Linked DNA regions of Homo sapiens: region 2 is linked to region 1. The links are chromatin contacts, found by Hi-C or POLR2A ChIA-PET in ENCODE. All regions are on one chromosome and are shown on one strand. The core of a region is the stretch at or near the end of the contact, and the rest is flanking DNA. Distances in the headings are between cores, read along the strand shown. Region 1 holds the start of RPS6KB1 (ribosomal protein S6 kinase B1). Region 2 holds the start of DDX42 (DEAD-box helicase 42).

Region 1 (2,837 bases), core at 213-2,712:
CAGTTGAGGAGTGATAAAAGAAAAAAAGAGGCTGGGTGCGTGGCTCACACCTGTAATCCCAGCATTTTGGGAGGCTGAGTTGGGAGAATCACGTGAGCCTGGCTGTTCCAGACCTGGTCAACATGGCAAAACCCTGTTTGTACAAAAAATACAACCATTAGCTTGGCGTGGTGGTGTGCGCCTGCAGTCCCAGCTACTCGGGAGGCTGAGGTGGGAGGATCCCCTGAGCCTGGGAGGTCCAGGCTGCAGTGAGCCAAGATCTTGCCACCGCACTCCAGCCTGGGTGACAAAGTGACATCCTCCTGTCTCCAGAAAAAAAAAAAATTAAAATTAAAAAAATAAAAACAAGACAAAACAAATGCTGATTGAAGAAATTAGTAGTACCACCCTTCACACCACATGAACATGTAGAACACAGAAGTGTGCTCAACATTGTACATTCAATTAACATTAATTTTCTCTCTTCTAAATAATAGCTTACGCTTTCTCCACTAGTCTAGCCTGGTAACTTTAGTAAGACCTGTAAGAAAGATTTTGTGTTTAGCTCAGGTAGGACAGCAAGAAAGATGCAGCTTGGAGAAAGAAAACCAGATGAAATATTAACCGGGCGCAATGGCTCATGCCTGTAATCCCAGTACTTTGGGAGGCCGAGGCGGGAGGATCACCTGAGCCCAGGGATTCCAGACCAGCCTGGGCAACACAGCGAGACCCTGTCTCCATTTGAAAAAGAAAGAAAGCAAAAGAAACATTAGAGCAGTTCCTCATTATTTTTACCTAGGAAAAGACAAGTTTTGATAAAGACTTCACATCAGGTCTATGCAGCACTGGAAATGAGCCGTGGGTTGTGAGACAGACTCTGTGCTTAAAATGTCAAACCGGCAAAGTAGGTTTATTATTATCCTCATTTTACAGATAAGGAAACTGAGGCTCTGAAAGGTTATTGACTTTTCCAAGGCCACAGAACTAGTAAAGAGCAAAGCCAAAAGGTCCCCCGTTCCCCACGGGCCCCAGGAGTTCTCCACACGTAACCCGACTCACCGCCAGACGCCGACCAGCGCTTCTGTCCGGTTCAAACTTCGGACCAACCTACTCACCATGCGCATGCTCACTTTCAAAACGAAAAACTTACTGAGAACAAATGCGCATGTTCCATAAACGGAGAGTTTTGTTGTGTATATATTTTTTCCTATTCAGAAAGATTAATTACGCATGTTCAATTTCAATTTACGAACTTCAGATATGGTACGCATGCTCACTGTCCACCGAACGCTCCAGCTGACAATGCGCATGCTCTAGTCCTCCAAGCGCGACTTCGGCTGGTGTTTTGCGCATGTTTCTGCCAGCGCCTGGATCCTGCCGATAGTTCTGCGCATGTCCACTGCCCACTGTTTGGCTTCACGGAACCCTGTACGCATGCTCCTACGCTGAACTTTAGGAGCCAGTCTAAGGCCTAGGCGCAGACGCACTGAGCCTAAGCAGCCGGTGATGGCGGCAGCGGCTGTGGTGGCTGCGGCGGGTCCGGGCCCATGAGGCGACGAAGGAGGCGGGACGGCTTTTACCCAGCCCCGGACTTCCGAGACAGGGAAGCTGAGGACATGGCAGGAGTGTTTGACATAGACCTGGACCAGCCAGAGGACGCGGGCTCTGAGGATGAGCTGGAGGAGGGGGTGAGGCCCGGGGTCCCCGGGGGCCCGAGGTGACAGGGCCGGGGCGGCGGCGCGGGCTCAGGAAGCGCGGTGTGTCCTAGAGCGTGGAGACCCAGGGGGGCTCCTGAGGAGCTGAGGGTCGCGCGGCCTGAGACAGGGGAGCGGGCGGGGCGGTCATGGCCCTAGGTGTGAGGCCTCTGCGGGGCTCGCAGGTGCAGGTCGCACCCTTAGCCCCAGGTCAGCGCAGCCCCGAGCGATCTGAAGAGGGAAAGAGAACGGGCGCGTGGTCGATTCCTCGAGCTGTTGGACTTGAGTGTGGCGGGGAGCGGGTGGCGTGAGCGTGTGTTGGGGAGACGGGGGCTGCTCTTGCTGGGTGTCCCGTAAGTGCAGGCGAAGTGTGGAGGGTTTCCCTTCGAGTCTAGAATTTCAAGTATTGAATCTTCAGACCTCCCACAACCACCTCTCTTCTCGGCCTGTCGCTTCTCTCCTAGGAAGCGCTCAGCTGTTAGAAGTGACAGCTGAAAACTTCTGTCGGGAGTAGCACTGCCGCTGCTGTTACAGCCACCAGGAGTTTTATTTCGGGAGCAAGGGGGCTCTGCTGCATCTTCCAATCTTCCAGGGTTTGTTTGTTTGCTTTTTTTTTTTTACCCCCTTCCGTGTGACTTTTTAAAATAAGCATTTATAAGGACACACGGCACTTGTAACCTTTCCCCAAGTTGAAGATGTCTGTATTTTTTTCAGAATAATTAATGTAATTTTGAGGTGGAAAAAAAAACCAAAAACCAGTTGACAGCCTTGATTTAGCTTGCCAGAAATAAGTTGCCTGAACAGAGACTTGTGAATGGTGGTATGAGGGCTTTCCTTGCTGTAATTTAGGGTGCTAAATTTAGAATTGTATTTCCTAATGCATAGCTTGGTTTCACCCTGCTGGCTTAGTGGTTTGTTAATCTTTATGGAATAACTTTTTTTTTCCCTAGATAAATTTATCAAAAAATGACAAATTGCACCTGAAGTTCAAAAATGTTGTCATACTAAATCACTGATCCTGGACCAAATGATCATCAGTTGATAACCTCTTGGTAGTTTAGCATCTAAATTCCAATGTCTAGTTGAATACATGGGTTAATGACGTCAGATGTTTGCTCTAATTACACAGGGGCTTCCTTTCCCTTGCCTCACCCTCAGTTTTTC
Region 2 (2,881 bases), core at 287-2,786, 3.9 Mb after region 1:
ACAGCCTGCCAAAAGATCCGATCATTTCAAATTGAATTTCCAATTAGAATATTCACACCATAGAAACACTTCTGAGATAACTCAGCACTATAATGGAGATCCTTCAAGGTTATTTAGGTTACAATCATCCAAGCCATTTTTACCTTGGTTTTCCCTCTTAGAAGTCTCCGCTGCACCTGTCAGTTCTCAAATGCACAAGTCCTTGCCAGACCACCCAGCCTCTATGACTCCTGAAGCAAGCAACACAGGACCAAGGAAAATTCACACAAGCGCTAACAAGTCTGGTTTGATTATTTTCTGCAAGCTCATCCAATAGTTCCTCAGCGACTGAGTCTAGACTTGAGGAAAGAGGACTGAGTGAGGCCATCATTCCTTGTTGTCATTTTAGATTAGGTCTTCCTGACAACGGCCAAAACGAGTATTCTGGAAATCATGCAGACTTTCCTCTGTCTCTTTATATGTGTTGGATACAAACACGTTTCATTTTAGAAACCTCCAGAAGAGACTGGCCACAGAGGTTTTTGCTTCTATTAAACCCCTTTGCCTAGTTTCTCCCCACCCAAGAGAATCAATACATCCTAATGTCATCCTCCGGCACACACTGTACATTTCCTCTAACTCTGCCCTTTTGGCTATCATTTGCTCACAGCTCCGTGGGAAAGTTCCCCCAAACCATTACAATTATCTCAACCGGACCGGGCTACAGGCCAAGCAACTCGGAGTCACCGCTCGGCCTGGCCCGGCCACGCCGACGAGCGCGTCCTGGCCCGCTCCTTACCTGTGGCCGAAGCCGAAACCCGGCCCAGCGCCCTGCGTCCGACACCCCTGCCCGGCCTGCCTCTCGGCCTGGCCGCCGCCTCCGCGATCGCAGCGGTTTTACTGCCCCGGATGCCTCTAGGACGCAGCCAGAACCGTAGCTCAGTCACGCCGCGCCTCTCTTCACGTAGCCTCCGCCGTCCGTTACGTAGAATGCGAGCGGCTCGTCAGCGCCTGCGCGCAGCCTGCGGGGCGGGACGCAACCCCGGGGAAAGCGCGAGACCTCCCTCTCTCCCGCCCGGCTGAGGCGAGGTGGGGCTTTTGGGAAAATTACATAATCCCCGCCCCTGGGCCGGAACTGCCCTCGCCTATCCCAATCCTCCTACCTAGGATTCCGTCAAGTTGACGTCACACGGAACCGGTGCTCCGGAAGCTAAAGGTGGCCATGCTGTGTGGGACCACGTGGCCAGAGGCAAGAGTGTCGCTCTAGTAGTATATGCAACAGTTTAAACTATAGGCATGTTCATGTAAATATGGTTTCTGTCCAACCCGTTTTCTCTTGGGATTTTTGGCTAGCCCCTTGACGCCACTTTTTCTTCATTCGCAGACCCACTTTCTAGATGGGTCATGAACACTGTCCACCCAACTGCAGTTTCCCGTCAGAGTATCTGAGGAGCCTGTGAGGCGTTCTGGAGCTTTAAGGTCAGGCGCCTTCCGGGAGCCGTAGCCCCGGCCCCGCCCTTCTGCCCGCGCGTTCCTCACTGCGCATGTCGCGTTTTTGTTCCCCTCCCCCCTTCAGCAACGGGCCGTGAGGCGGTGGCGGTGGTGGCGGTGGCGGCGGCGGTGGTGGTGGTGGCGGCGGCGGCGGCGAAGGGGGCGGAGAGGAAGGAGCGCGGCGGGACCGGGCCGGGACAGCGCGTACTTTGGGCTCCGGGATTCGCTCCGCGCCCGCGGTTGTAGCAGCTGCCGCTGCAGCCATAGCAGCAGGTTTGTGCGTGGGGTTTCTGGACGCAAGGCCGCCAGTCCTTGGGGGCACTGGAGGCAACTGCTGGGCCTAGCGAGGGCGGAGGAACCGCGGCCTCGCTTAACAAAGAGTCGGCAGAGCCTCGGGGCACCGGCGGCCGGGGTGCCGGGAAGGGGTGGGAGTGGGGGCTGAGGCCTCTAGGGTTCCTTCCTAGCCGCGTCGCCCTCCCACAGCTCCCGCTTCCCTCACAAGTCTTACCGAGGCCCAGTTGGCGGCTTTCCGGAGGCGGCGCCCCCTCGCCTAGGAAAAGGATTTGCAGGGTGCCCGGCTCCAGGGCAGGAATAGCGCGGGGAGAATTCTGACCCAAGGAGGCAGCGCTTGGGAGATGCAGGCCTCCGAATTTGGGGTCCTGAGAGGCAAAAGCTGCCAAATGAGAGGAGTGAAAAGATATAGGCGATGATCTTTGTGCAGCGTTGAGTAGGTCGATTATTAGCATCACTGTAGTCACACAAACTTTTTTGCGGCCTACTTGAGAGCGTATCTGATGTGAATAAATAATTTACATGGAATTGCAAACATATGCATCAAAAACAGGAGAAGCTGTCGAGAGTTTTGGGGAATTACATTCTCATCACTGAGAATTTCCCTCTTGCCCCCACTCCTATAGGCAGTTATCCAATTTCTTGTGGCTTCCCTGTGTTTTCTTTTTGTCAATGATGTTTCTATGTCTGTCCTCTCTCGTATACACACCCAGGACTTCCTCAAGCGCAGGGACTATGTCTTAAGGCGCTTTGCAGAGCCAAGCTCATTTCTGGCACATAAGAGGTGAGCAATGAGTGTTTCGTACAAAAATTAATGTTTATATTTTGACAGCTGGGAAAAGAAAATATATCTTCCTGTACCTGGAAGAAGCATTGTGTAGCCTAATGTGCAATTCGTTCATTCAAGGGGTATTTTTATTGGTGCCTATTCTCTAGCGCCGTTCTAGGTGATAGGGATAGGTGTTAGACCCCTGCCTTTGGGGAACTTAACTTTCTAGTAGCGGGAGGAGAGGCAAACAGATACATATATTATACTGAATGTTAGAAGATGATCAGTATCTTAGGGAAAAGAAAGCTGGAAAGGGGGTTGGGGAGGTGGTGGTGTTGGAATTTGCAATAA

What was found. A loop is a pair of places that touch in the nucleus more often than their neighbours do. ChIA-PET counts read pairs that join two places held with the same protein, here RNA polymerase II (POLR2A). Pooled maps may share reads with other maps.
Region 2: a loop to region 1 is called in a map of CD4-positive, alpha-beta memory T cell, with 13 times the contacts of the local background. The contact joins the promoter of DDX42 here to the promoter of RPS6KB1 in region 1. A Hi-C loop is called at or near these places in 1 of 168 maps with a recorded cell type or tissue (CD4-positive, alpha-beta memory T cell) and 5 of 50 pooled maps. POLR2A ChIA-PET finds 5 or more read pairs at or near these places in 1 of 52 experiments (activated CD4-positive, alpha-beta T cell).

What each region holds. Positions count from the first base shown.
Region 1 is chr17:59,891,659-59,894,495 of GRCh38, forward strand. RPS6KB1 (ribosomal protein S6 kinase B1) reads left to right here and starts at 1,463. Exons shown (of 15, transcript NM_003161.4): 1 at 1,463-1,667. The coding sequence starts at 1,527. It overlaps TUBD1 (tubulin delta 1), which reads right to left and starts at 1,285. Exons shown (of 9, transcript NM_016261.4): 1 at 1,039-1,285. RefSeq lists an enhancer at 1,211-1,490 and a silencer at 1,681-1,880.
Region 2 is chr17:63,772,634-63,775,514 of GRCh38, forward strand. It overlaps DDX42 (DEAD-box helicase 42), which reads left to right and starts at 1,537. Exons shown (of 18, transcript NM_203499.3): 1 at 1,537-1,743. CCDC47 (coiled-coil domain containing 47) reads right to left here and starts at 964. Exons shown (of 13, transcript NM_020198.3): 1 at 779-964. RefSeq lists enhancers at 839-1,423, 1,136-1,445 and a silencer at 1,576-1,865.